2 separate regions of the Homo sapiens genome follow, and region 2 is linked to region 1. The links are chromatin loops, found by intact Hi-C in ENCODE. Cell type or tissue: heart right ventricle. All regions are shown on one strand. Links, peaks and the distances in the headings refer to the core of each region. The heading gives the core; the rest is flanking DNA.

The links. Peaks named below come from ENCODE experiments on the same cell type or tissue, not always from the same donor. Only the 100,000 strongest peaks of a DNase experiment are listed, where the experiment ranks them.
Region 2: it touches region 1 in a loop (2.3-fold over the local background); 14 of 110 quality-filtered maps call a loop at or near these places.

The regions. Positions count from the first base shown.
Region 1 is chr10:82,948,005-82,964,083 of GRCh38, forward strand. It overlaps NRG3 (neuregulin 3), which reads left to right. Exons shown (of 9, transcript NM_001010848.4): 5 at 3,465-3,567; 6 at 10,945-11,071. Among named protein-coding and RNA genes, the nearest start is that of LINC02650, 720 kb to the right of the region's middle. RefSeq lists enhancers at 7,638-8,837, 12,446-12,967, 13,697-14,338. In heart right ventricle, for the core only: no CTCF peak of the experiment used is centred there; no DNase peak of the experiment used is centred there; H3K27me3 peaks cover 297 bases.
Region 2 is chr10:82,797,789-82,813,867 of GRCh38, forward strand. All of the region lies in intron 3 of NRG3 (neuregulin 3), which reads left to right. Among named protein-coding and RNA genes, the nearest start is that of NRG3-AS1, 570 kb to the left of the region's middle. RefSeq lists a silencer at 12,624-12,812. In heart right ventricle, for the core only: no CTCF peak of the experiment used is centred there; no DNase peak of the experiment used is centred there.

The DNA of each region.
Region 1 (16,079 bases), core at 3,119-11,118:
CTAAGATTTTTTCCTATGTTTTCTTCTAATTTTGTAGTTTAAACTTTACATTTACATCTATCATCCTTTTTGAGTGTATATATGTATAGAGTATGAGATTAGGATCCAGGTTCATTTTTGTGGATATGGCTATATATACTATTGATGCAATGTCATTTTTTGAAAATATTCTTTCACCATTGAATTATGTTGGCATCTTTGTCAAAACCAATTGGCCACATAAGTTTCGAATATTATATTTCAGAACGCTTTTATCTGTTGCAATTATTTATTTGTCTATAATTAGGCCAATACCATATGCCTTGATTACTACAGCTTTATAAGAAATCTTGAAATAAAGTCATGAGATTCCACAACTTTGTTCTCTTGGCTACAGGAACGTTGTTTTGGCTACTGTAGATCTTTTGTATTTCCATAAAACATTTAGAATTGGCTTGTCAACTTCTGTGACAAGAACAACAAAAACAAAAATGCTTCCTGAGATTTTAATAGCATTGCAATCAATCTGTCTATCATCTTGGGGAGAATTGACATCTTAATAATATCAAGCCTTCTAATCCATAAACATGTTATATCTATTTATTTAGATCTTCTTTTAAGCTTTTCAATGTACAAGACTTGTGTGCCTTTTGTTAAATTGATCTCTATGTATTTTACATGCTTTGATGCTATTGTAAATGACATTTTTGTTTCAATTTTTCTTTGTTGCTGTAAAATGATGTACATTTATTTTTGTATCTCTCTCCTATAACCTTGTATCCTGAAATTTTCCTAAGCTTACTTGATAATTATACTAGGTCTTCTGTAGATTCCATCAGCTTTTCTGTATAAATTGTCATGTTGTTTGCAAACAAAGACAACTTTTCTTCTACTTTCCCCAGCTGAATGATTTTTATTCCTATTTTTTCTTGTTACATTAACTAAACCTCTGGTACAGTGTTGACCAGAAGGTATGAGAGTGGATATTCTTGCTTTATTCCTGATCTTAGGGAAAAAAACATTCTTTCACAGCTAGATATAGATTTTTTATAGCTACTCTTTATTAGGTTGAGGAAGTGCCTTCTATTTCTAGGTTTTGAGAGTTTTAATCAAGAATGAATATTAAGTTTGGCTATGTTTTTGCCTCTGATCTAGTTGTTAAATTATCTGCTTAGATGTAAAAATGGTGAATCACATTGATTAATTTTAAAATATTAAACCAACCTTGCATTTTTGTGTATAAACCTTACTTAGTCATGATGCACTATACTTTTTATATATTGTTGTATTTTATTTCCTAAAATTTATTAAGATTTTTGCATCTGTGGCAATGAGGGCTATTTATCTGTAATTTTTGGTTAGGTCTTCGTCTTTTTCGGAATCATGATAATACTGGCATCATAAAATGAATTTGAATCGATTGTTTTTCTTTAATTTTCAGTGATGAGAAGCCCCCGAGATGATAGGAAACAATGAACACCAAAGGAATTATTATTTTATTTAAAAAATAGTGCTTGCTATAATTGAATAATGTTCTAATTTTAGTATGCATGAGAAATACCTGAAAATTTTACTTAAATAGAGATCCTGGCTGGGTGTGGTGGCTCACACCTGTAATCCCAGCACTTTGGGAGGCCGAGGCAGGCAGATCAGCTGAGGTCAGGAGTTCGAGACCAGTCTGGCCAACACAGTGAAACCTCATCTCTACTAAAAGTACAAAAAGTAGCTAAGCATGGTGGCAGGTGCCTATAGTCCTAGCTACTTGGGAGGCTGAAGCAGGAGGATCACGTGAACCCAGGAGGAAGAGGTTGCAGTAAGCTGGGATCACGCCACTGCACTCCAGCCTGGGTGACAGAGCAAGACTCTATATCAAAAACAAAAACAAAACCAAAAAAAAAACCAAAAAGATCCTGATTTAGAAAGAAGGAAACCATAACTAGTATTAACAAAGAAAAACATATCTCCTCAGGTGATTTTTTATGTAGATGATTCATGTTTTGAGAACTCTTAGTCTGCTCAAAAGTTCTCAAAGTGTGTTTCTCAGACCAGTAGCATCAGAATCACCTGGGAACTTTTTAAAAATGCCGACATTCTGTACTCACTCCAGATCTACTAAATCAGTAACTCTGGGGAAAGAAGTAGGTGCAGTCTGTTTTTTATTAGGCTCCAAGGTGACTCCAGTGCATTACAATTTGAGAACTATTGTTCTATGTTAATGACACAGAGAGAGAATGTATATAGATGCAATTAATTTTGTATATTTTTAGAATATATATGTGTTAAATAGTGGGAAATTTCCTCTAAATTGGCTGCTTGTTTCTTATGACCTGTATAGAAGGTCTGAGAGTGAGAGAGGGAAAGTTGTGTCAGGTGTGTGAGTAGTGTGGAGACGATATGGCTGATCATTAGGGAAACAGGAAGGCAGGCTGATGACATTGTTAGTGACCATTAGATGACTACTTAAGCTCTGTGATTGCTGTTCTTTATTGGTGTCCATTTGCCCAGTGGTACAGTTTTCTTCCCCCATTCTGAGCTGCCCACAGTAGAGGTATGGAGAAGGCAGTTTCTTGGATTTGTGTCCATTTATTTTGCCAAATAGGTAGAAGGGAAGACAAAAGGGATAAAGTAAATAGAGTATTTGCAAGAGAGTAAATGACTGTAGTCATGGACCATGGTCACTGTCCTATATAAACAGAAAGATGAAGACAAGACGAGGATAATTAACAGAGAAACTGCTGGGTTCTACGGATACAAAGTCTTGATGAGATGGAAGAATTGTTTAGGTAGATACAGGTTAAGAAAGGACCTAGGAGTATAAATGGTAGTGGCTACAGAGTGAAATGTTTGTTTTTGAATTATTGTCATTTTCGTGATAAGCTACAAGGTATGACCTTGGTAATAGAGGCTGAGTTCTACTGTGCCAAATCATTGGTATTGAGAAGGACAGAGACTGGGTGAATAAAATACTTACGTGCCTATTGATTTTTTCTTCATGAGTGATGTCAATCATAGTGATAGTAGGAAGAATGGGAGGCTGACAGCCAAGGACTAAATCAGAATCAGAAAACACAGGGGCATCAGCACCACAGAAGGTAAATTAGAAGGCATCACTGCCACAGGAAAGCTCAGAAGCACCTGAGTTTGTTTCTCTAGCTGATTAATTTGGGCCTTACCACAATTTCACAGGCTTATGTCCCCAGTAAATCCTAAAGTCATAGAATGTCTTTTGATGATAAATCTGTAATCGCAATATCTGAGTATGAGTTCTGATGTAGCCATGCAGATACAAATAATAGCAACCAGTTATCCTGTAGAACTTTGCAAAGTAATTGAATCATAATAAGTTCCTTGTTTTTTCCCTATTTATGACAGAAACCAAAAAGTTGGCTTTGAAAGACTCCTACCAGCTCAGAAGTACATGGATGAAGATAGTTGCTGATGCACCCCGCTAGCATCCATTCTAATTTTGTTTTTCAAATTCACAGAGAGTGAAGAAGTTTATCAAAGGCAGGTGCTGTCAATTTCATGTATCATCTTTGGAATTGTCATCGTGGGCATGTTCTGTGCAGCATTCTACTTCAAAAGCAAGTAAGACTATTTCTCTCAAGTGTTTAAAGGTTACTTTTAGAGAAAGCGCTTTGTGTTACTTTAAGTTCTCAGTCTGTGTGCCACACAGAGGGAACCTGTGGAAATGGGTCTAGCAACAATCTGCAAGTGACTTAGGACATTTTTGTAAATTGTGGTGAGTGTGTACAGGCATGTACATGCATGTATGTGATGTGTATGTGCACACATGTGTGCGCGGTTTATCTACGATGCACATAATGATCATTCCTCTCAGTGACCACGAACATTCTATGTTCTTTGCACTGATTCACCACTTGCTGGTATTAAGGGCTTGGTGTCTGCCTGTCACTAAAGGCTAACTCTTCTGAACAAAGGGGCCACTGCTATGAACCTGCACATTATCAACCATTATCTATCTATTTCTGAAAAAACAATTCAGTTTTTCATAAAGATTTTAGGCAAATGTGGAATATGAATACTAAAAAATATACTTCAGTTTACCAGTTGGTATGCACATGTTGAATATGCCCTAAAGTTACCTTGCTGAGAAACTAGACCTTCTTCAGATAAAGGTGTTTATGTTTGACTAGAAATAGATGTAGGCCAGGTGCAGTGGCTCAGCCTGTAATCCCAGCACGTTGAGGGGCCGAGGCAAGTGGATCACCTGAGGTCAGGAGTTCAAGACCAGCCTGACCAATATGGTGAAACCCCATCTCTAGGAAAAATACAAAAATTAGTTGGGCATGGTGGCGTGCCACTGTAGTCCCACCTACTTGGGAGGCTGAGACAGGAGAATTGCTTGAACCTGGGAGGTGGAAGTTGCAGTGAGCCCAGATCACACTGCTACACTGCAGCCTCGGGGACAGAGTTGTCTCAAAAAAAAAAAAAAAGTAGATATAAACGTCTCTCTCTCTCTCTCTCTGTGTGTGTGTGTGTGTGTGTGTGTGTGTGTGTGTGTGTGTGTGTGTGTATTTTTCCAAATGAACTCTGGTAGACGTATTTCATTTATTAAAATGATATAATCTGCACTTAAGAAATGCAGATAAAAATATTAGCCCCTTGGTTTCTCATGTCTTAAGAATTTTGCACAGATTTGGTTCCTACAGCTTGTCTGAAATTCAAGCCAATGTGTAATTGCTTTTCAGTGGACCTATAATTTTTTACCAATTTGCTCTTCTAACATGGGATTAATTTCCAGGTATAGTTTGTGATACCTGTCTGCATGTTATCTGTGTTGATTCTCAAAGAAAACTGTGATTATGATTTTTTAAAATAACAGAAACTTGAGCATCAATTCAGAATTAGTAACTATTATCTTCCTAATAAACTATTTCAGAATGTTTTTTAGATATTTAGAACTGTTGCAAAAATAGAACAGACAGTTTCTATATACCTTAGACCAAAGTTCCTCCATTATTAATGCCTTACATTAGCATGGTACATTTGTCACAATTAATGGAACAATATTGATATAGTATTACTAACTAAAGTCTGTATTTTCAGATTTCCTTAGTATTTTACCTAAGGCCCTTTTGTTAATGCCAGGGCCCCATCCTTACCATATGATATTAGCTGTTACATCTCCTAGGCAACTCTTGGCTGTGGCAGTTGTAACTATCAATTTCTGAACACTTACTCTTTGCCAGGCACACTGGGCTTCTTATGTGTTAGCTTCCAATCACCACAGAAATCAGAGTTGTGCATTATTACTGCATTTTTCAAATAATACCAGAATTTATTTTAAAATGTTTATTTTTCAAAGTCATAAAGAAGAAAATGACAGATAGGTTCTTTAATTTTAGGAGTTCTAGTTTAAATCACATGCTCTAAACCTCTATACCATACTGGTTCACATAGTCCTTCTGCTAGATGGTGGAGCTGCGCAGAGCGAGTTAGGAGTTACTCTCTTTTGTGCAGCCCATAGCACTTTATGTTCTCCAAGAATGCCATCTGGCATAATGGTCAGGGTTGTACACTAGTGAGTCATACTTGGATTCAAATCTTCAGGCTGTCATTTACTTGTTATATTTGATTAGGCAAATTATATCGTGTCTCTTAGCCTTGGTTCCCTTTGTGGTAAAATATGAACAAGTATAATATCTACCTTATAGAATTTTGTTAAGGATTAAATGCAATCATGGCCAGACGCGGTGACTCATGCCTGTAATCCCAGCACTTTGGGAGGCTGAGGCAGGAAGATCACTTGAGACCAGCCTGGCCAACATGGTGAAATTCCATCTCTACTAAAAATACAAAAATGAGCCAGGCATGGTGGTGAGCACCTGTAATCTCAGCTACTCGGGAGGCTGAGGCACAAGAATGGCTTGAGCCTGGGAGGTGGAGGTTGCAGTGAGCCAAGATCGCACGACTGCACTCCAACCTAGGCAACAGAGTGAGATTCAGTCTCAAAAAAAAAAAAACAATGCAATCACAGTGTAAAGGGCATAGCAAAGTGTTTAAAAGAGTAAATACCCAATGGAGGCTTGCTGTCGTTAACACCCATGGTTTTCCACACTAGAACTTGGAGGCTGGGTAGCTATAAAGTTAAGAGCCTCCCCTGGAGCACGAGAGTGGTAATCACACCCAGCAGGGTGGTAGTTAGAAGTGTCTCCCTGCTAGAGCTTTGTACAAGAAAGAAATTCCTTACTTAACAATAACCAAATTACAATAAAGAAGCAGTTAATCACTTATTTTTACAGTATAATGTGTAGTTGTACCACATTTAAATGAAAGACAGATCATGGTAATTATGAAAGCAAACAGCTGGATTACCAGGGGACTTCCATCTTTGGGGCTGTCAATGTCTCACTCTGGACAGCAAGAGGGCTCTGAGATCAACATCTCCTCCTGGGACTCAGTGAGGAGTCAAAGTGTTTAATGAAAACAATCTTCAACATCAGATTCATTAGGGTAGGCTCAGAGGACTGCACAGAAGCTAGAGCACCAAGCGGGACATTGTTATCTTTCTGTCTACCAGCCTGGGACACAGTTTTATTTAAAAAATGAATCAATTAATAACTAAAGGCAAAAATGATAAAATGATGATACAAATGGAAGTATTTTCCACCTGAAATTGGATTAGCTATATGTTCCTCATTAGAGGCCTAGGGTGCATTTCCTTCTTCTAGTACCATTTTCAGGCTTGGTCTCCCTTTTTTTTCTTTGCTTGAGAGAAATGCCACCACCTTACCAAGCACCTAATTTATATTGCTAAAAGCAATATAGATTGTCATAAAACCCTGGCACAAGTTGTGTGTGTGTGTGTGTGTGTGTGTGTGTGAATTCGTGGATTTCCTTTTCCAAAACCTTGGGGAGAACAGAATATCCAAACTCTACCTTGACCTTCCCTTACTTTCACTCATAAAGGAAAGTAGTTTATATGCATATACATTTTTTACTTTAGCTTAGAAGCCCCAAGTCTTCCAGGATTCTAAGGCCTCTCTATCACTGGTATTCAAATAAGTTCACTTGAACCTCCATTCGATACACTGGGATGTATAGTTTCTGCCCAGAGGGAGCTGAGACTTAGCTCAAAGCTCTCTTGATCATTTATGTTCTACTTCCCATAATCACTTAGACCTTGCCTTTATGATTCTTTTTCCATTCCCTCGTCACCTTTGGCATGGCATGACTTCATCAGAAGGAATATTACAGCAAATTCTGTGTCTGAGGAAAGATGGAAGGTAGGTAACATGATAAGGAATAAGTAAGAAACACCTTGAATTTAGAGGATTTTTTGATGGAGTTAACTGAACCCATAGCAACTCTAAAAAACAGTGAAAGAAATTCTCTTCACTCCCAATAAGCTCATATATTCCTATACATAGTTAATAGAACTATTAATTGAGCCTGTCAAGTCTGGCCAGTGTGGCTCACGCAATGACTGTAAATTATTCAAGTTTTTCTCTTTATTTTTAACTTATGTAGTTAAGAATGATGGGGATGAGTGTTAGAGTTCTTAGCAGAGCTTGGAAATACAAAATATGATTCAACTCTAAAACTAGAATTGAAGTAGGAGAGGATATGTTTCAGGAGGCAGAATCTGAAACAGGTAATTATCACAAATGGGAAAAAAGAGGAGGATAAAAACTGGTATTATCAGTAAAATGTAGACACGGTAACAACCTGCCCCTAACTATAGGTCATCAACCCCTTGAAGTAAGAGATTTTAGATCCCAAAAAAAGCCTCTTAATGGCAGACACTCTGATGCACTGCTGCGTCTTCTTCAGATATGGAGGATTTAGTCGCCAAGTTTGCCAGCAAACACCGGTGAAGAGTCACCTTTCTCAATCTCATGTTCCATTCTGGTATTGTTTACCTCCAATGATGCATCGATATGAGGCTCTGAAGACCTAGACCTTTTCCCCAACTTCAGGTGCAAGACCATGCCAGCTTCAGAGCTCCCTCTGAGGTTTGCTGAGGTTTTCACTGAGACTGTATCACATTCCAACTTCTCCCCAGCCCAATTCTGCTTCCATTTCTTCCCTTTGCTTCCACAGGTGTTGATACCAAGAGCTCTCCTTAACAAAAGTCCTCTATGCTGTCTTTATCCCAGGGTCTGCCTTCCCAGGAGCCCAATCTGCAACAAGACAAATAATGCCTAACAATGGATTAATGATGTCTACTATTCTGCAACTTACATCTCATTTCTTTCTAATGCATTGGACCAGAGAAATTTAAAACTCAAATGAACTGTAAAGTTTCCACACTGACACTGTTGGGCTAATAGTATTCCCATGTGCAAGGCATGCATCTTTTCTTCCCCAGAGCAATGCCTCTCATGAGAGAGCTAATGGTATTGCAATCAGCTGCTGATTGTTTTCTCTGTTCCCATTTTCTGGGTGAAGGAAGAAAGAGCAAAAAAGTGTGTGCTTGTGAGAGAGGAGGGATGGTAGATAGGCAGAGGCAGGCTCAGAATGGAAGGACCACGTATCTTGGAATATTACTAAGTCAGGACTTGAGTGAAAAAAGACTAAAGGTAAGCAAATTATAAAAGGATTTAGGAAACGCAGTCCGGTATTGGATATTGCTTAAAGAAAATTCCCTTATAAGTTTATACTTCCAAGACTCTGAATTGGATTACTGCAAACATCATTAAGTGTTTCTAATTTAATCCCATGAGAGTAATGGAATCCTTGCTCTGAGACATGCACTCTTACTTTTTCAGGATGATTTACCAGACTAGAACCTCCTGATTTCCCCTTTTTTGTGTGTGCGAATGAACCCCTGATAAAATCTTGTGGCTGTAACATGCTCCTTAAAATGCTGATATGATAGATTTATTTTTAACAATAGGCTATAGATTAGCTGTTAGGAAGCAAATAGATTATTACAACAGGATTAAAGCAACTAAGAGTGCTAGAGATAAAAGTCTCCCAAATAATTGGAAAGATAAAAGAAATATCTTAAAAAACAGAGCTACATCACACTGATATTGTAAATTCAAAATGGGTAATGAAGCTCAAAGCCTCCAAAGCTTGCAGCAAGTGCTGGTGAATTGCTTGGGAAGATGCAACTAGTGTAATCTTTTACCTTTGGGTCAATGTTCTGATTCTTTTGCAGCTTCTGCTCACAAGACTGAGCTTGCTTGATGGTATCGGGAAAGATATGAACATTTTGCGTGTGCCTCCACATGCAGCCACCACAGTGTCCGTGGAAGATAGCTTTTATGAACTTCATTTACAGAGGAGGAAATGGAGGCTCAACAAGTTTAGGAAATTATTAGGGTAGCAAAACTAGTGGGTAGCAGAGTGGGATTCAAATCCCAGTCCCTGTGATACAATAAGCCACGCTCTGTAGGGTGCTACTGACTGGAGAAGCTCATTGCTAAGACCGGCCATGTGCTCCACTGACGGCACTATCTTTGTCAGAGACGTTGGAAGACAGGCAAAATTCAAGGGCATGATTCTACTGGGAAAGTTGTCAGAATCAAAATGGAGTCATTTGTGTTAAAAACCCTGACAAATAGAGCCGGAGAAGGACATGAAGGGAGCAGTCACGTAGGCAAATGCCTGATTACAAGAACTATCACAAAAGTCTGTGAAAACCGCAGCTTTGCATGAAGACTATTGCAGCCTTACATGCACGAAAATAGTTCTGCAAGGACATATGCCCAGCAACTTCCTGTCCACCCTTGGACTGGCACCATCCTTTCTATTGATCCTTGTAGCCAAGGATAGTGATCTCAAATCAGTTGTGTACCTAACGTTTCCTGTCTTCCTAGTGATAAAACATAGTTTCCTATATCGTGTGTATTCCCATTGCAACACTTATTTCCAAATAAATATTTTCTTTTAGAGTCTCCATGTTTGTTATTTAGGTCAACACTGCAAAGAGGTGTGCGTGTGTGTGTGTGTGTGTGTGTGTGTGTGAGTGTTGTGTTTAATGGGTACCAAGTCTATGCTAATAGATGATTTCTGTGAAGCTTCTGGGACAGAGCTGCTGCTAAGGCAGTGGTTTGTCCCATCCTTCTGGTGTAGGCACTGAGTGACCCAGACAACAGTCATTCCGCATGTGCACACAGGAGCACTTTACTTGAAGTCCAGAACCCTACAGCAGTTTCAGCCTTTTCACTCAGAAGCGGTGGGACCATGAGCACATGGCTTGGCAATTCTGAGTGGTGGTTGAAGAGTGTAAACTATGGAGGCAGGTTGGCTGGGCTGAGATCCAATCGCTGCCACTCACTGACTATGTGACGTCAAACAAATGGCTTAGCTTCTCTGTGCTTTAGTTCTCATCTACTTAATGGGTATAGCATTATGGCCTCATCACAAAGAATTATCATGAAAAATCTGTGAAATGATACATATAAAGCACTTAAAACCATGTGTGGCACATTACTGTATAACTAGCTCTTTAAGAGTTAACTATTTTTAATATCTGGGCTCTTGGTAACAATAAATGAGCTATTTCTAAATTGTAAAAGACAGAGAATATACACATTATGGTATATAGTCAAGTTGTGCAATTAAGCTAAACATATTTGAATTGTACAAATATAAATGTAACTCTACAAATATGTCATATGTACCTGCTAAGCCCAAGTCTTAATTGTTTTCCTCTAGTCACTTTCCCATAGTATTTCCAGTTCTTTGCAGCTAAAACTCAGGGTTAGAGACTTCTTGCATCTATGGGGGCCAGGGCAATGCACTAAATGTTTGTCTGCTTTTGGGGTGCCACTGAATGTGAATTCCTAGAGAATATGGATGATATCAGGTTATCACTAAACTGGAAGTATTTCTGGTGGGGTTGGAAATGAGAGAAGGGTTCTCTTCGTTAGCTGAGTTTATTTAACTTTAGCAAATAACAAATATAGACACTGGGAATGAATGAGACCCTGAAAGTAGGAGTTGAATAAAGTCATGCAAATATTTGTACACGTTTATTTATGCCTGCAGGAAACAAGCTAAACAAATCCAAGAGCAGCTGAAAGTGCCACAAAATGGTAAAAGCTACAGTCTCAAAGCATCCAGCACAATGGCAAAGTCAGAGAACTTGGTGAAGAGCCATGTCCAGCTGCAAAATGTAAGTGACATGTCTACACACCTCCTCCTATAGCCTACCTCAGTGCTTCCAGCTCAGAGGTGTTGGGAGCCTGGGATCAGACTTGTAAATATTTTTCAGAGCTTTATAGGGTTTTGCTTAAATCGTTTTAACAGTTCTGGGCTGGGACGTATGCACACATGCATGTATGTATGCATCAGATAAAAGGCAAGTTAAATTTCAGCTCTTGATTACAATCTGTAATATAAACTAATCTCTAGTAAAAATAAGAGCTTCAGTTTTTTGTCCCATGAACACTTGTTGAATCCTTAGTTTGTGCCAGAAGTTGTATGTGACACCAAGGATACAATGTCCCTTGCCATAAGGGAAGTTCTATGTAGGAAGAAACACAAAAACCCCCAGAATCAGAAGAAGTGAGTTCCGAGATAGTTGTTGTTGCAGCAGAGGTTGGACAAGAGGAAGCCAGTGGGAGGTGGATGGGGGTAGACTTGGGGGCTGCCTCACAACAGAGTCGGACTCGGACTGGGTTTGGAAGGATATGAAAAGTTCTATAGAGAGTCAAAGGGCTAAGAGCTAGAAGCCAGAACATGCAGGAAGAATAAAGCCATGGAATCCTAAAAATGCATGTTATGTTCAGAGAACTCCAAGTTAAGGGGTGTGAGAAGAATCAAAGGTGAAAGGTGGAGTTTCATAATCAATCCTTCTAATTCCAAGCCTTACAGAGATATCAGAACTTGAAGTTAAATGCAAACTCTTTGCCTCTTACACTTTTTGTAAGGCAGTTTTAACCATTACTGAGGTATATTGCAAAACACTAAATTAAAGCAAGAGAATTCTGTGTAATACATGCAGATATATTCCTCTTAGGTTAGCAATTCTTTGACCCCACACAGCATCCGCACTTTCAGAATCTGAGGCATAAAACAAAAGAACAAAGGCCATTGCATAAACCTAGCATTTGAGTATAATAGGCAATCATCCAGGACACATTCACACCCCTCCAAATGCTTCAATCACTGGAAATTTATACATCACTGGTGATTCTAAGAAATCATTACCCAAAAAGTCGCTATTATGATGTCCATAACAGATGTACTCAGATGATTTAATGCAGAATTCATAAATCAGAGTCTCTTCCCAGGCAAGTTTTGTTAAACTTCTATTCATGGCAATGTGCAGGAATTGTTCATTTCAGAAACAGAGTGAATGGTTTTGCTATTGATTTCTAATGGGTATAATCCCACCACTCTAAAACAACCACAGTGATGGAGGGCTTCATTCCTTAGCAACTGGTTATGTCAAAGATAAACAAAGCCAGACACTAGTTAAAGTGATGAGGATAGATTCTAATCAGTAACATGTTAGTGGAATAGTTGAACTGAACTTCTATTTGTACGGAAATGGCTGGATTTTTTTTTTTTTTTTTTTGAGAAAGAAAGAAGTAAAATTATATTTGTTTGTAAATGACATGATCTTCTGTGTAGAAAATGTCAGGCTTCTGAGCCCAAGCTAAGCCATCATATCCCCTGTGACCTGCACGTGCACATCCAGATGGCCGGTTCCTGCCTTTTCTGATGACATTCCACCACAAATGAAGTGAAAATGGCCTGTTCCTGCCTTAACTGATGACATTCTACCACAAAAGAAGTGAAAATGGCCGGTCCTTGCCTTAACTGGTGACATTACCTTGTGAAATTCCTTCTCCTGGCTCATCCTGGCTCAAAAAGCTCCCCCACTGAGCACCTTGTGACCCCCACCCCTGCCCACCAGAGAACAACCTGCTTTGACTGTAATTTTCCTTTACCTACCCAAACTTTATAAAACGGCCCCACCCCTATCTCCCTTCACTAACTCTCTTTTTGGACTCAGACCGCCTGCACCCAGGTGAAATAAACAGCCTTGTTGCTCACACAAAGCCTGTTTGGTGGTCTCTTCACACAGACGCAAGTGAAAGAAAATCCCAAGAGTCAACCAAAATACTGCTGGAATTAATAAACACATTCAGTGGATTTGCAGAATACAATATCAGCACCAAAAGTTAGTTGAATTTCCATACATTAACAATAAACAATTTTAAAAGAAAATTAAGAAAACACTTCCATTTGCTAGAGAACTTAATGTAAGAAACGCTTAGGTATAAACGTAATAAGGTGAAAAGTTTGTACCTTGAAATCTACAAACATTGATCAAAATGATTAAAATCAATAGACATACAACCCATATTGATGGATTGGAAAAATTAATATTGTTAAATGATGATATAACCCAAAATGTGGTTTAAATTCAACACAATACCCATAAAAATCTCTATCAGTTTTTGTTAAAGAAACAAATTAATATAAATGCATTGTCTCATTTAGTTCTAACAATTAATTTATACCCACAATGTGCAGAAAATAGAAATGGGATTTGGAGCTTGAGAAAGGTATGTCTGTCAGACAGCTAGTAAGTAGCTGAAAGACAAACCAACATCCTTATAACTCAGTGGTTCTCAACAGAAGGCAATTTGCCCACCATCCCTTGACATTTGGCAAAGTCTGAAGACACTTTGGCTATTGCATGCTGGGAGAAGAATGCTACAGGCATCTAGTGGGTAGCGGTCATTGGCGCTGATGAACATCCTTCAATGCACAATAACCTCCCTCAACAGAAGATTATCCTTCCCAAAATGTCAAAAGTGGTAAAGAAGTTCACAGTCCATGCTCAAGTTTCAAATGGGACCATGGGGAAGTTCTGAACACCAAGTTCCATCACCAAGCTTCCCACCGCAGGCATTTATTTCCACTTTACAGAGGGTGACGGGTTATTCAGGCATATTTCATCCTTGGAAAGGAAAATTTCCTACTTGCTTACCATATCAGGCAAATCTGTCTTTGTTTTATCTTGAAGCTCATGTTAACTACTTGAAATTCTTTGCAAATTGCAGTGTTTAACAAATGAATTGTCTGGCTCTGGCATTCCTTTATTAAGTTCATTAAACATTCATGGAAATGGGTTTCACTTTATAGTCATCTAACAAGATGCAAAACACCTCGTCAAGTGAAGCAACATGATACTCTGGAAACACTTGACTCCAAGGCTGCAGAACTGGAGTAGATTACCCTCCCTGAGAAGCATCTAGTCCCTACCATTGTTTTAAAAACAAATAAAGCATCTGTGAGTAAAGATGAACTCACCTCCTTTGCTGTGTCTCAAGTAAGAAAGAGCTAAGGATAGAATTATAACCTCTAGAACCTTCAAGGCAAAGGAGTGAAACTTCTCAGCCTGGTTTAGGGATCAGAAAAGAAAGTCATCAAAAGAGATCATCCGTTCTTCTCTCTTAAAATCAAGAGAAAATATTCACAATTGAAAAATGAAAGAAGAAAATTGTATACCCTTCATACCTTTTTTTTCAGTAATCATTTTAAGAAAGGTAAGTTTATGGGGGAGGTAACATTAAATGAGAAAGAACTGGAAGATAATACTTGCATGCTAAAGAGGAATAATAAGAATTTAATGCCTAGGCCAGGCGCAGTGGCTCACGCCTGTAATCCCAGCACTTTGGGAGGCCAAAGCAGGTGGATCACCTGAGGTCGGGAGTTCAAGACCACCCTGGCCAACATGGTGAAACCCCATCTCTACTGAAAATACAGAAATTAGCCAGGCGTGGTGGTGGGTGCCTGTAATTCCAGCTACTCGGGAGGTTGAGGTGGGAGAATTGCTTGAACCCGGGAGGCAGAGGTTGCAGTGACCCGATACCATGCCACTGCACTCCAGCCTGGGCGACAGAGTGAGACTCAGCCTCAAAACAAACAAACAAAAAAAACAAAACCAAAAAAGAATTTAGTGCCTAACAGAGCCTTAAAAATTGGTGAAAAGGCACATATTTATCCAGTAATGTTTATTGAACTCTGGTAAAGCCCACACTTCTCTGTGTTGGGTACTGCAGGGATAGCTTAGAATACAAACAGAAGAAGTGGTTCCTGATCTCAGGATGTTCAAAGGTTAGTGGAGAGAAAAATGTACAAGCATATAATATCTTTATTATATAGATACATTAAATCAAAGTACTATCAGAGAATGGAAAACGACTTCTGAATTTGACTAGGGGAATCTCAAGCCTACCTAAAGGAGGTCACATGTGAATTGAGTTGTTGGCCTAAAGGAAAACAAACAAAGGAAACAAAAAACCTAGGCAAACTTAATATAAATAGAGCAATTATTTTGGCCAGTTTTGAGGACTGCAACCTGAGAGCATAGACTTAATGTACCCTAAATACATGCTCCCATCAGCAGCAGTTACAAGTGGGTTTTTATAGGAAATGAAGAGGCAGTTCCCAAATTGTTTATCAAGAATTTGCATTAGGCCGGGCGCGGTGGCTCACGCCTGTAATCCCAGCACTTTGGGAGGCCGAGGCGGGTGGATCACGAGGTCAGGAGATCGAGACAATCCTGGCTAACACGGTGAAACCCCGTCTCTACTAAAAGTTCAAAATATTAGCCTGGCGCGGTGGCTGACGCCTGTAGTCCCAGCTACTTGGGAGGCTGAGGCGGGAGAATTACGTGAACCCAGGAGGCAGAGCTTGCAGTGAGCCGAGATGGCTCCACTGCACTCCAGCCTGGGTGACAGAGCGAGACAACGTCTCAAAAAAAAATAAAAAAGAATTTGCGTTAAAATAGTATAAGCTATTGCTTGGCTTATCCATGGTTCTTTTTATTACAAATTCCAAAAACTTGAAAATAAGTGATGAGGCAGTTAGGAACAAAATGTCTTTAAACAATCACCCCTGGGTTTGGTGGGGGTGAGTGACTACAATCCCACACTCTGTCTCTCTGGGCCTGATAAATTTTGCATACCTCATATAGCTCACACTGCTCTGAGCTATTTTTGGTAGAGTTTTGAGAGTGAATTGAAAATCATGGAATTGTTTGCAGGGAGTAGGTCAGAAGAGGTAATTTTGTTGTAGCATTAATTAAAGTTAATTTTTAATAGTTCTAGCCTAAACGCTGATTTATTGCTTTAAATATCAAATTATAACTTATTGATTGA
Region 2 (16,079 bases), core at 3,227-11,226, 150 kb before region 1:
GGGAGTTTATGAATGTAAACAAAACTGTGAATGTGGCCTCCTGAAGTTGCATATTTGACCTGGCTCTGTCTTCTTCAGGGCAACAGATTCTCAACCTGGTTTTGTTGTTAGTACAGTTGAAAGAATTAATTTTAAGAAAAACAAGTCAGAAGAAATTACAGTGCAGTAACTAGTAAAATAATCATGACTACATTAAAATATTTTTAAATACCCTTAAAATGGTTCAAGGTATTATCCTCTAGAAGTGTATTGCTATTTATTGCCTTTTCAATACTCTTTTGTATACCTGAGGCAATGTCTTTGAGAACCTACTTGAAAAAAAGTGTAACACTGTTTTCCTCTTACTCACAGTACCTTGTACCCTGATATTTGTAACATCACAAAACCCACAGAGTTAGGGGCTGACCAAATATACACAGTAAGTTATAGTATTGGGTAAATGAAACAATCCTGCAACAAAAGATTCTTCAGTTCCAATACAGAAGAATAAAGGAAACACAATTTAATTTTGAGAAAGCATTACCAGGTTGACATGTATATAAGGTGGCACACAAGAAACTATAAACTCTGGACAGAATCTTACACAAATCTATACAGCAGTCAAAGAAAGAACAATAGAAACTTCTCTTATCTCCTTGAGAGATAAATAGATGAGCCCTGTCATCTGCTCTATAGTTGTGAGATAGCACAGAGCTAATTTGTAGGTTTACAGTTCCAAGGGGAAGAAGGCCAGAAAACTGAATCAAAAGGACTATCTTGTTTGGGGGTTTATTAAGTTTACAAGGAAACACCCCAAAGGAAAAAAGCGTGAGTATGAAGCCACTTCTCTCCTCAAAGAAAATTTTATAATTTATTTTTACAGTTGCAACTACAATCACTTGTAAAGACAAATCCCAGATTCCTTAGAAACTAGAAGCATAGTAATGAAGAGTTCTCGAAACATCTGCAAGCTACTGTGTATAAATGGAAAATCACTGGGCTATAGAGAGACGGTCAGATTTTTTGTGTGTGGAATTTTTAATGCATTTTGTAATCTCACATCAACTTGATTTTTACTCACATTTCCCACTCCTACATCCTTATCTCGGACCCCTTGGGATATAGAGAAGGACTGGCTGGGCTGGAGTCAGTTGGAATGCAGACAGTGGTAGGTCACACAGAGGCTCTGCAGGTGACTGGGAGATACTCAAGGTTCATAGGATAATTGGATGTCAGTCATTCTGATAGTGGAATTCAATGATATAGAAGAGGATTATTTAGACAATATGTAGTCAAGCAGTCTGCCAATAATTTATTGAGTACCTGCTATATGCCAGGGGCTAGATAATTTCCAAGAACAGAGTATATCAGCATGATAGAGTTCTAACAAAAGATGCTGAGACTTATTGGTGCGGCTGTATATCTGGAGAAGAGCTCCGGTGTCTAGAAAATGAGAGAGGTAAAGAGATTTTACCCTAGGCTGGGTGCGGTGGCTCACACCTGTAATCCTAGCACTTTGAGAGGCCAAGGCGGGCGGATCACCGAAGTCAGGAGTTCAAACCAGCCTGGCCAATGCGGTGAAACCCCATCTCTACTAAAAATACAAAAACTAGCTGGGCATGTTGGCTTGTACCAGTAATCCCAGCTACTCAGGAGGCTGAGGCAGGAGAGTCACTTGAACCGGGGAGTCAGAGGTTGCAGTGAGGTGAGATTGCGCCATTGCACTCCAGCCTGGGTGACAAGAGCGAAATTCCGTCTCAAAAAAAAAAAAAAAAGACATTTCAGTCTAACGTAAAGGAAATCTCTCTAGAAACTGGAGTATTATGTAAGAGATGGTCTTTTGAGAAATACAGGCAGAAGCCATGTAGCATTTGTTGACAACACTGATGGGGGATTCGTGCACCAGGCCCAATGGTGAACTCTAGAATCTCTAGGTCTCTAGGGTTCCTTCTAATTCAAGAAGCCAAGTGAGACACTGTAGCAGACAGTGTCTCCAGGCAGGGTACTGAGCAAAGAGGATAGTGAAAAGGGCAGTGAAACATCGGCCTTTTTCACTGGCAACTTCAAGACTCACTGCCTACAATGTAAGTATTCCTCGTATTCCCTAACAACAGTTCAACTGGAAGAGTGGTTTCTGTGAATCCCTTTGACTTTTTATCTTGCCTTGGTCCTGGCTCCATGGAGGTCCACTGTCCAAGAATAGAAGAGCTGGACCCGCCATGATACACCCTTCGTCATGTTGGCCATGTCTGGATAGGTCCCTTGACTTCAGTGTCTTTCTTAAGGTTCCTGCCTTTGGTTCTCTTTGCTTCCTCTTTGGATTTATAGCCGGTTTCTGACTCTCTTGTGCTTGAATCTTATTTCTCGGTTTTCTGTCTCTATCGCCTTCTAGACTATTACTTGTGATTTAAAAAACTATATTTGCTAGCTATCTGAAAATCAAGTTAACATTAGCAAAATGTTTTAGCAATGCTCTGGGTTTCTACATCTTTACTTTTCTGCGGAAGGTGAGAGACATCTTACATTTGGTTAGGATATTTCTTAGTTTCCCTTGTGATTTTTGGTTTTAACAAATGAGCAAGCCCCAGGGTGATTATTATAACAATTATTTTTACCTACGGGCAAGAAAGGGAAACATATTCAACCACTAACATTGACTTAGCTTTATTTTTAAGCATCCCAATCATTAGCACCATTCATTCATTTAACAAATATTGAACTCTGTTTTACAGTAATTTACTGTGCTGAATGTTATAGGGAATGAGAGTGTGCATATTACATGTTAATGATATTGCCTAGCATTTAGTAGGTGCTTAATTAATGTTAGTACATTTGGCTGTTGATGATGACAAAAATGATGAAAGTGGCATACATAGTATTAATGAAGTCTATTTTCTGTATTATAATATTTGGAAGTTATAGGAGATTAGCAAACAAGCTGCAAAGTACCAAATAAGATATATTAAAGCAAGAGTTCAGTCTCAAATGCTAGTGAAGGAGGCATTTCTAAATGTGACTAGGAGTCTCCCAATTTGAATTTTCACTTCCCTTAAGGTGACCTGAGCAGAATCCAAATCCTTTGACTTGATGTGGGTGGACAGCTGGTGCACAGAGGAGCTAGGGGCACAATTGAGCTGGAAAGGCTGTTAACTGAAGTATCCTAAGACTGCCTAATTAAGGGGAAGAGATCTGGGGAGCTGGAAGGTGGGAAAGAATTGAATTCTTCTTTATCAAAGGGCAAAGGCAAGGTTATGAAAGTAAATGAGTATTGTGTTCAGATAGAGAAATAGTGGTATAGTGAATGCAGCAAAGATACTTCAAATGACTGAGTCCTGGGAAAAGGAGCATGTGATGGAACATGCCTATTAGGCAGACTAGTGTGTTCCGCTAGAGAAAAGTTGCACTTCGAAGATGTGGCCACTGTCTGGAGGTACATATTTTAAACCACTGTATCCATATCAGTCCAACCACCATGTTTAATCTCAGGAATCTGGAGAGATTTATCCATGGTATCGGGATCAGTAAGCACTGGAAATTAAGAGCGTAAGACTGAAGTAACTATGAAAACTTATAGTTGAAGTGGTCACTCCATCAGCTTCCTTATGTGTTGGCAAGATAGTGTTAGAAAAACATCTTTCTTTTTCTTTCTGTCTTCAAAAAATGAGCTGACACATTCCATCTGGAATGTGTCATTAAGGCCAGTAGCAGATTGCCAAGCCCTCCAACAATGAATTACAGCCATCAAGCTGTGGCATTGGAGAAGTAAGGGTTAATCATTGTGTCATTGGTATCCACAGAGTTCATAATTTTGGACTTTGTGCAAATGGAAAATTGTAATCTTCAGCTGCCTTTTGCCAGGCTACAGAATGGCAGCAGAGTCCAATGTGATAGACATATTAGTGGTAAAAAGCCTGTTTACCTGGTGCAAACAGGGCTTATCTTTCAAGACACTATTTGAAGAGTACGCAGAATTTCTTGGGAGAGGAATATTCTGGAGGATGGATATATTCACTTGCCCCTGTGGCATTTGTTTTCTCCTTGTAATGTCTGTGTGATGTGATGGTAAATTCAGAATATCTGTTCCAATAGACACATTCAATGTAACACTCAACATGATCCATTGCTATCCCATGCTTTGCTTTCTTCGGGTTCCTTTAAATTACCAAAGTCTCTTGTATGTGAGCTGCTTTGACCAGTTTTCATTTTAGGAATGAGAGGAAAGCATCTCTTACCAAAAAAGTAGGAAAATTCCACCATTAGTTACCCATTTAATTTGTTTCAAATAGCATGTGAAAAACAGCAGTCATCTAGGTAAAAGAATGGGCTGAATCCACTAGAGGTGCGTAGTATGAGTTTTTTAACCAAATTCCTTTACTCTAATACTTTTGTGAGATCAGATATAGTTAAAGAATGTTTGATTGGGTGCTAGGAAAGTGAGAGAAAACAGAGCTCATTCACGACAGAGAGAGGAGGCCCTGGTGTGTTGCCACAAATGAGTAGCATCTTGGATAAATGCAAATGTCTGGAAGTCAGGGGAGAGTGGATATTAGCAGAAAATGAATGTGCAAAAGGGTTTGAAATATTTCAAACTTTATAAATCAGCTTGAGGCTACTCTGCATGATCTAACTTTTTTGAAAACAAACATGCTGATCAAGGGGGTCAAATTGGTGAGCTCAGGTTTAATGGACTAAAACTGAGAAACTAAAAATTACAGCAACTGCCAAGAACCTTGCATATCCTTATCAGTTTATGATATTTACTCAGATATATTGATTTCAAGACAAAAATATATCTTTCAAATTGTGTCTACATAAAATATCAGGGTTAATGTAGAAGAACAGGACAACCCATGGAGTAGTACTATTTACCAGGCCCTTTATTTTTATTTTTTTTAAATTTTTTGAGACAAGATCTCGCTCTGTCACCCAGGCTGGAGTGCAGTGGCCTGATCACGGCTCACTGAAGCTTTGATCTCCTGGGCTCCAACCATCTGCCCCACTCAGCCTCCTAAGTAGCTGGGACTACAGGCACGCACCACCAAGCCCAGCTAATTTTCGGTTTTTGATTATTTTTGTTTTGTTTTTATGGTAGGGACAAGGCTTTGCCATTTTGCCCAGGCTGGTCTCAAAATCCTGGGCTCAAATGATTCACCTGTCTTGGCTCCCAGAGTGTTGGGATTACAGATGTAAACATCGCACCCAGCCTCCCTAGGTTCCTTATTTTGTGATTGTGTTGAATGTTTACTACAATCCTCTGAACTAACACAAAGATTTTATGATGTAGAAAATTCTGGTTTAAAGAGTATCAAAGAAACCGTCTGAGGCTATGTGAATCTTAAGGGAGGAATTTTGCATTCAGAACTCTGTGAGGACTCCAGACCCCTATACTTCCTGTAGATGATCCTCCCCTCCAGTAAAGGCACCTGTGTTGAATGAGTGCAGACCATTCAAGGGATTCGGTTGTAGTATGACAGGGGCAGTAGAAAACTTTATCTGTGGATGTGAGAGTCGGTTTAGAAGTTTATTTTGGAAATGTGTGGTCAATATTCTTTTAAATTGCCTGTAAATGTTTCTGCGCTTATTTGTGTGGGACTCTAAATGACAGAATAGATAGGGAAATCTAGTTACCCATCTATCTCCTAATAAATCATTGAAGACAATTGCATCAACAGAAGTATGTGTATTTCATCTTTGCTGAAGGGCACATTTAAAAAAATGTTAGTTCAATAATCTCATTTGTAAATCTCAGAAATCTTGTGATGTATAATTTTTCACCTTAAAGAGTTTCTTTTTCTTTCATTCATTCATTTTTTTGACTTTATGAGAGAATCAGAATCTCTTTGACATCATTTGCAGAACATTGCAGATGAATAAAAGGGTGGTGATTGAGTTATTCCGGTGTTGAGGAAAGAGTGTGGGCTTTCAAGTCAGACATGCCCATGATGAAGCGTAAATATGTATTTTGAGTTATAAAATGAAGACAACAATACTTCTCACAGGATCGTGGGGAAAATTAAATGAGATAATGGCTACAAAAAATATTTAGCTCAATAATTTGAACACACGAAGTAGTCCCTCCTTATCCATGGCTTCACTTTACGGTTTTAGTTCCCCAAGGTCAACCATAGTCCAAAAATATTAAGTGGACAGTTCCAGGCATAAACAATTTATAAGTTTTAAATTGTGTACTGTTCTGAATACTGTGATGAAATTTCACACCATTATGCTTTGTCCCTTTGTCCAGCACATCCGCGCCATCCGTGCTCCCAGCCCACCAGTCACTTAGTAGCTGTTTCACTTATCAGATCAACCATCACAGTGGCACTGTGCTAGTGTCCAAGTAACCCTTGTTTTACTTAATGGCCCCAAAGTGCAAGAGTGGTGATGCTGTCAATTTGCACCCGCCAAAGAGAAACTGCAAAGTGCTTCCTTTAAGTGAAAAGGTGAAACTTCTGGACTTAATAAGGAAAGAAAAAATTATATGCTGACATTGCTAAGATCTATGGTAAGAATGAATCTTCTAAGTGAAATTCTGAAGAAGGCAAAAGAAATTCATGCTAATTTTGCTGTCACACATCAAGCTGCAAAGGTTTTGGCTACAATGCATGATAAGGGCTTAATTAAGATGGAAAAGGCATTGCATTTGTGGGTGGAAGACATGAACAGAAATGTATTTCGAACGACAGCAATCAGGTTCAGTACTGTTCGTGGTTTCTGGCATCCACAGGGGGTCGAGGATAAAAGGGGGCCACTATAGTAAGTGCTCAATAAATGCTAGCCACAAAATCATTATCATTCTTATTGCTATAATCACACATGAGAAAATCAATTATCTTCTTCAGGCCTTGGATTCCAATCTTGTAAAGTGAGGTTTAAATGAGAATGCATATGTGAAGCATTTGCCTTACAACACAAAGCCTTAATAAGTGCCAGTGACTCTTCTCCATCCGTTTTCATCCAGACACCACTTTCTTGCCAACTAACTGCCCTTTGCTAGGCTTGAGAATGCAGACGGTCAAAATTGACGCTATTTTCAGAGCCACAGAATTTCAACATAGCCTATCTGGGAAGGTACACATTCTCAAATTTACCTTCCCTGACTACAGAAGTTACCAAATGTGGAAACTTTGATCCATACTTTATCTAATTAGATACCAATTAGCTTTCTGCTATAAGAAATGTACTACTGGGGTTAGTACTACTGGGGGTTAGAGCATCCCAAGTATATTGAAGCCAATCATGTAATTTTCATCAGCTTTTCTTAGAACTCATTTTTAGTCAGTGCTATTCAAATGTATTATGCACACAAATCCCCTGATGAACCTGTGACAAATGAAGGTTTTGTTTCACAAGGTTGGGGAAGAGGCTGGAGGTTCTGAATTTCTAAGGTCTCAGTTGATGGCAATGCTGCAAGACCATCCCTTTGAGTGGTTAGAGTCTTGGGTCCTTGCTAATATTGTGGTAGGTAATGAGCCCTCACCCTAGTTAGACTGCAGCTTTCACCAGCAGATACCATCGGACATTCCTTTGATCGTATATCTTCCACTATCAGCTTTGTGTCTCATTTTTTCAGCATACTTTCATTTAAACGTGAATGCACTTAGAGTAAAACCACTCACTGCTCCTCAAATAATTCCCTTTAATCTTGTCTCTGCGTCTTTTGTCCCTGTGTCTTTCTTTTATTTATTTATTTATATTTTTCTTTTTAGTACCCTTCCCCTTTGTCAGCTTTGCAAAATCCTTCCAGACCCTGTTTAAATCTTTCCTCCTCCGTTTAGAAACTGGCTTGAAGGGGAGAGGTGTCATTGCCAGATCTTGAGGCCCTGGGAGGAAATCTGCTGGAAGGTGGGGAGGTGTATGGAGGATGGAAGCAGACACATGAGTTAAGAGGCTGATGTATTAGAGCATGAAAGAGGTGACGTGGTCTTGAATCTGGGATGATCTCCAAGGAGATGTTCCTGATGAGCTTATGACTTGGGCAAATTGGCTAAGCAACCTGAGCCTCTGGGCCTTTGTAAAATTGCAGAGATGGTCCTATAGTCTCTAAATTATCTTTCAGATTAAATATTCTGAATTTGGTGGGCTGTAAGCAAATGTGCACAGGCCTGTTCCAAAGACTTCTTAGTTTGGATCAGTACATTTTAGTATGTCACTTCTATTGCTAAAAATCTTTATTTTCAAATTTTTCTGTCAAAGGTTTTTCTGAAACATCAACTGAGAATGAGGGGAAAATGTTGCTTTAGGAGATTTTATCTAATCTTATTAATAGCAAATTGTATAGAGATTTCTTATGAACATTTAAGAAATAGAATTCATTCATCCTAATCTACTGCTAGAGAAGCATTTGTTTATAGAGAGACTGGGTCCTTTCATATCAGAAAGCAAGTGACACCTCAGGGAAACATCAGCTATGGCTTTAAGCAGATGTGAGTGTCAACAAGGTTTGAGTTCCTCATGTGCCTTATTGACACTTCCTGTTATAAATATGACTTATAGGTCTTTTCAACAATGACAATGACAATTGAGGCCTGAAATTATGCCCGATTGTCTGAATACTTAGATAAGACGGCATTATTTTCTATATATTTTATTTGTGATCAAGTTCTGTGATTGCCTTTCTACTTAGTTTTTGCTGTTTTTATAAAAATATATACTAAAGACAAAAATCCTGACCTCATTCACACATCACGTATTAGTAGAGCATGTATGAGGTATTGGGTAATGAGCTAGGCTTCTACTCACGGACCTACAATTAATGTGAGAAGTGAAGCTAAAGACCCAACCTGATGATTAGTTGAGACTTTTCAAGTATTTCTCTCTAGAAAAGGCATTGATTTGAGGATGTTGTTTCACATTTCTGAGATGCATCTAGGAGTTGTCATGTACCATTAGTATATAAATCCGGAGTGGCTAATCAGGAGGGAAAAAGAGAATAATTTAGGAGTGACAACCAGATACGTAGAGAAGATGATGTAGATGACAGTCTGATGGGGGTACTGGAATTAGTGCATAGTACTTAGGTAAGTCTCATGTGTTCCTCTGCAGTTTGGATCATAAGGTTGTCTGATAGAGCCTGTTGTAGACATCAGATAGGCACCATCTGCATGTAACCCTTCCTATTTCTATTTGTCCTACCTGCAAATCATTTTATTTTTGAAGCACATCTACTCATTGTCTACATAGACTTTAAAGACTCACACTATATTTTATTTCAACTGTTTCCTGCTTTCATGTGATGGAATTACAGCTTTCCACACATTGTTTGCTGCCAAGACCCTAATTGGTTATTGGACATAAATGTCCTGGGAGAAAGTCACCATCCCAACATGAGTTTTAGCCTCTTGCTTTTCCAAATGTTTGCAATATCTTTCCAACAATTTCTTTCCCTCTAATCATGTTCTGCTTCTAAATGAGACATCTGTCAAAGTACATAAAAAGACAAATGTTATAAAAGTGAAATGATATCTAATTTTTGACTTATTTAGGGGGCATCTTGACTTACATGTTTTCATTACACTTGAAATATAATAATTACTGCATGTTCAATAACATCAATTTGAGCAAGTAAACTTGCAAGGACTCAATAAGGGGAACTGACAGTCATGAATACCTACTTTGTGTCTGGGGATTTGCTAACATTATTTCATTACCTTGCAACGGGGTGTGTGGAGTGTTGCTACTCATGTCCACCTATGTAAAGTTCAGAGGCCTCCATGAGTCCAGAATACATAATTACATGAATCAGAGTTAGGATGTGAACACACATCCATAGGACTACAATGTAATTTCCTTTCTTGTTGGAATTTAAAGTGTGATCCAAGGCCAGCAACATCAGCATCATCTGGGAGCTTGTTAGATACACAGAATCTCAAGTGCCACCCCAAAGCAAACTGCTTCAGAATCTTTGTTTTATTAATAATAAGCTCCCTTGATGAATCCTATGCACATTCAAGAGTGAGAAATACTGATTTATACATCATGCCTCCAAAGCAAGCTTCTTTTTCCCTTTTTCCCTGTTTCCTGTCTTCTCTTATATGGCTGCAAAGACAGTCATATGGCATACTTTTTAAATAAATTTATTTCATTTATTTTTTCACAAAACACATCTAATTTTCTTTGAAACAGTCCAGGGACTCACAGTACTATTCCTTGTTTACAAATCCTTTTTCTTTCTTTACCTAAATAGTCTCCTCTCACAGACAATTTCTTTCCTTCTTCATCTTTCTCAATAACTGCAAAAATTTTCTCCAATAAATTGACTCCCATTATCGTAAGGGGGTAGATGTATCTGGTGTTACCCTTTCTGTGTTGTGAATGAGGAACATTTATGGTTAATTCGTAGGTTCTTCACTTATTTTCATCTCATTTTTCATGTATCTTGAATAATTGCTCTCATAAATGCCCCTCAAACATAATTTCTACACACGTAGTAAAAAAAAAAAAGCACAGTAGTCAAGTCGCTATTTTGAATAAGCACCTTAGAGTTTCTCCTTTCATTTTGTTTATAGCTTATAAATACAGTTTCTACTTACACTGTGTATCACACAGTTAAATCTGAATGATACATTGAGATCATTTTACTAAATGTTCCAGAAAATAAATATTCAAATTCATTTAAATTCAATAAAGGAGTCGACTCATTTCATTTTACTATTACAAATTACTTATAATTTTTGGTGATCAGTGACATTATGTAATTAAACACACACATTTTTCTTTTAATTTTGAGATATTTTTATGATAATATAAATGTGTGAGATCTTTCATAGATGATTATATATGTGATTAACTTTTTTAGATAGCCTTAGAATGAAAAAAATCTCTCCAATTAAACTGTTATTTTTTAGAAATACTTCATTAGCTTTTTCTGCAATGACAAAACTTTTACCTATTTATGATTAATAGAATTACCCATGCTTCATGTTTTAAATCAAACCCGGAATTTAGACAACTAAAGTAATCTCAAAATTATGAATTTATTCCTTATACAGCTACTTATTTATTGTTTTTTCACCTGTCCTGGGATAAGATGATAAAACAATATATGGCTCCTGCCATAATATTATGATTAAACCCACATATAAACACTAAAATTACGTGAATTTTTACTAAAATTGCATGAATTACATGTATTGGGGTCAGTGCTACAGTGTTGTCTGTTCACAGTAGAGGTGCTATTTGGCTTGAGCCTTGAGGAATAATGGCAGATCAATGGGTTTAGTACTGAAGGCAAAGAAATGAGGAATGCTGGCATATGCTGTAGCAGTGACTGAGAGGAGGCGATGGTGGGATATGAAGTTGGACAAGAGGGTCAAGGCCAGTTCAAGACAACACATGCACCATGCAAAGAAGGGAACAGCCATGAGAAGCCATTAAAGAGCCCCATCCCATATTATCCAATATATATTTAGTACTCGCCATTTGCCAATGATTGTGCTAGTGACTGTGTATGCAATTCAGTTGTGTATGTAAAGGAGAAAAAAAATGATGAGTCTCAGGGCATATTAAACAAAGTAGAAGATATGGGATTTGAACCAAAGATCCACTGTTTTCAACACTCATTCTTCTTCTTTATAATCATAAAATATATCATTTATACAAAAAATATATATTATATTTATAAAATGTGAAAAAAACAACATTAGTATTCCCATGTACCCCATTTAAAAAATGTGAACATAATAACACCATTGAGACAAGTCCTGTGCTCCTCTGAGATGTAAATTATCTTCCTTAGCATTCCTAAGTTTGTAACTATGTCCCCATAATATATTATATCTTATCATACAGAAACGTATTTAAATAGTTTTAACACATAATGTATATTTTGGTGATTTTTAAGAAATTCAACCTTATGTTTGTGAGATTTGTCCCTGTTAACGTGGCTGTAGAGAATTTACTTTCAGGGTTCATTTGTGTTTCAACCTCATTTCTTGTTTCTAGATTTTTGCTTTACTATCAATGACACTAGAGAATTTTTATGTAAGAAATATTCATCTTTAATTCTGCAAGAGATAATCCTAAGTAGTTTTCCAGGTTTTTTTCAGTGATTTACACCCCCATTCTCACAATCTGCTTTCCATGACCTTGTCAATAAAACTTCATTATTTTTTTTAAATTTAAGATAATCTACTGGGTTGTAAAGGCATTTCAATAATCCAATTTCTACACAGGTTTTTTTTTTTCTTATAACTTGTTGATTTTTATATTTCTGCTCTTGTGAAAGCCAACTCCTGATTTGAAAGTTGCTTTTTCTTATTGATATATATAGGATAGGTATTTTTTACATATTCTGGATACTAATTCCTTTGGCAATTATGTGTCTTGTAAATTACCTCCCAGTTTATGGCTTGCCCTATGATTTTGACAGGCAGAGGTTCTTAATTGTAGTACAGTTAAAGATATCAGCCCATCCTAATTCTTTGTGTGCTTCATGTCTTGTTTAAAAGTAGCCCTACCCTAAGGTTATGGATATGTATTGGTCTATTTCCTTTGAAAAGTTTTAAAGATCTGGTTTTTATACTTAAGTATAAAATCCATTTGGGATTGACAGTTGTGAATGATTTAGCAGTGGATCTCCAATGCTGTTTTTTTCTATGTGAATGTTTTTGAAGAGTTTTAGGCTGAGATGTTGCACTAGGTTCATTTTTGCTTAAAATGGACTGGATTAGTATGTGACTAAAGACAAACAGATCAGTAAAGAAGTGACTGAAGGCCAGGCACTGTGGCTCACGCCTGTAATCCCAGCACTTTGGGAGGCCGAGGCAGGTGGATCACCTGATGTCAGGAGTTTGAGACCAGCCTGGCCAACGTGGTGAAACCCCGTCTCTACTAAAAATACAAAAATTAGCCAGGCGTGCTGGTGGGTGCCTGTAATCCCAGCAACTCGGGAGGCGGAGGCAGGAGAATCACTTGAACCCGGGAGACGGAAGTTGTGGTGAGCCAAGATCGCACCACTGCACTCCAGCCTAAAAAAAAAAAAAAAAAAAAGAAGAAGCGACTGCAATAGTCCAAGCCAGTGATGCTGAGGGTGTGAACTAGGTCGCTGGTAATAGGAAGAATAGGGAGACATACAAGATATTAATACTTAAAAGCCACTAAAAACAGGATTTGTTATCTAATTTTAATGGGTATGTCATACATTTTTCTCTTTAAATTCTTATGAATTTTCAGAATAAAATATACTACTGCCCTACTATGGAGAGGTGTCCTTGTGTGTCCTTTACTTGCAGTGTTCTTCCTTTAGTCATTTGCAGGGCCCCTTCCTTCACTTCCTTCAAATCTCCACTGAAATTCACTTTTTCACTGGGGGCTCCTTTGAGCCTCCTTTGCAAAATAGCCATATCTGTCTCCCAAGCATATATACATACAAACGCCTGGCAATGAATGCCTGCCTAGCTCTTTACCATGATATGTATTGCTTCATATGACTTATAACCATCTTCACATGATTTGTTTTGTAATGTTTATATTTTCACTAGATAACAAACTCTATGAAGGAAGAAGCTTCACCTGTTTGTTCACTGCCATATCACCAGAGCCTACTTCTGTATCCATTAAATATTCGTTGAATAAACAAAAGGGCAGAAAGAACTTGTATGTCAATGATGTGCGTTCCCTTTTTAGAAAGGGAGGCTTGTGGCGACCTTCTAAAGTTTTTGGAATTTTAACCAGCTTTTGTTTCTCCTGCAATGGTGAAATTCTGGGGAGATATCAGTGACCCATTTGGCTTAGAGCTACCTTCCTATTAGATTCTATTGTAACACTTGTGGAACAGGTGAAAAGTAAAGGTGACAGGCAGTAGGAACCATTGGGAATACACCAATTTGGGCTGCACATGCCGAGGTTAGTCCATTCATCATCTTTATTCCACATTGACAGTAAAAGCAATGATCTCTAAATTAATTAGATCCTTAGAGATAAAGCAAAATAAAACTGTGAACATTAATAGGCCCGTATTTCAACACCTGCCTGGACTGAGGCAAGCTCTTCCTGTTCAATTGCTTTCCTTCCCTGCCATGGAGCTGCATTCACCAGCAGTCCTCCAGGGGGCAGGCTTTGAAATTTTCAGAGTTGGATTGCCCAGTCTGTCTTAATCCATACTTCAGGGAAGAAACCATGATAGTTGACTGAATAAACATGTAAAACACCTTGTAGACTGGATCCTACAATCTTTGGTCACACCAGAGCTTGGCAAGCATGTTGTCTTCAAGCCACACTTTAGAGACAGAAACTTAAAGAGATGTCAGCTGGCTTCAGTGTTGGTATGAAGCCTGATAGCTCAGCTGAGTTAAATGACTCCCAACAACCAAATACATGGCTCTTCTAGACCAGGGTTTCTCAAATGTTAATATGTATATAATTATGTGGAGATCTTGTTGAAATGTAGGTTCCAGTTCGCTATGTCTGTGTGGGAATCTAAGATCCTCTATTTCTCCCAGTCTCCTCTCAGTTGATGCTGATATTCCTAGTCCCTGAATCATCCTTTGAGAAGCAAGGCACCTAGATTTCTGGTCAAAATGCTGAAAATTAACAACCCAAATTTAAAGATATGTGGTTTGTTTTGCTTTTTTGTTTTGTTTTTCTTTGAGGCAAATTACTAGAACCAACCAACCAATGAAGGTTCTTCGGCTCAAGAACAAAAAGTCTACTTTGAAATTTACATTTTGACATGAAGCAAAATAAAATGTTAAGCCTAGTTATTTTTCATTTAATCCTAGGTGAGATAAAAAATAATACTGCTTCTATTAAACTGACATAATTATAGTAAAATGTGGGTGAAATAAAAATAAGATCTTTATTGTATATGGAAAATGTAGAATCAACACTGCTAAAAACCACATCAATAAAACAAAAAATGAATTTAAAAAGCACACTCAGGATGCAAAAGCAACCTCTCAGGAGATAAAAATTAGCATAAGAGTTATGAATGAAACAAAACTCAGGACCATAGAAATATTGAGAAACCTGGCTTATCACACTCAAATAAAATTACTCAGTAGAAACTAACATGTAGACATTTTCTGATAAGTTTTGAAACTGCAAAGCAAAAGTTAGATGTTTTATTCTACATAGTACAAAAAATATGTTTATTTCAAAGAAGATAACCAGACAAAATTTGAATTTCTCCTCTGCAATAGTCAAAACCAGAAAGCAAAAAGAAACATCTATAAAAGTGTTAGAAAAATCAAATGTGAACCAAGATTTTACATCTTGACATGTTGTCCTTAAATGTAATAGCAACAGAAAGACATTTTCAGTCATGCAATAACTCAAGAAATTTATCAGCAGGTATCAATCTTTGAAACCTGTGCTCATATCACTCATGGCAGACCACAGCATGTCCTAGATCTGAAATGTATGAGTGTTTTGATGAGTTAATCAAGTTAAAGTAAAAAAAACACAAAGTACATTATTCATCATTATTCATACCCTCTGTTTCTCTTTTTTTTTTTTTTTTTTTTGAGACAGGGTCTTGCTCTGTTGCCCAGGCTGGAGTATAGTGGCAAAATCTTAGCTCACTGCAACCTCTTCCTCCCAGGCTCAAGTGATTCTCCTGCCTCAGCCTCCTGAGTAGCTGGGATTACAGGCATCCACCACCACACCTGGCTAATTTTTGTATTTTTAATAGAAATGAGGTTTCACCATGTTGGCCAAGCTGGTCTCAAACTCCTGACCTCAAGTGATCCACCCGCCTCAGCCTCCCAAAGTGGTGGGATTACAGATGTGAGCCACCGTGCCCAGCCTGTACCTTTTTAAATAAGTCTTAGTATATTGCATTATAACATTGTAGTTGCTTCCATATGAGACTTCCTCGAGAGCATGGTAATCTTGAGAACAAAGATCTTTATTTACACTTTTACACCTTTATTTGTATTATCAACAATATGCTCAGAAAATGCTTATTAATTAAACGGGCTGTCTTTTGTAACACAGTCTCATTTATATTCATTCTCTTAACTCCTAGATCTGATCACGTTTCAGAATTTTGTGGTGGAGACCATAAAAATCATTGACAAATCAAATTTAGAGATTGTATATTGAAGCGATCTTTCCAAACCCAATTTTAATTTTTAAAGTAACTGAGGGCCCAAAGCTGT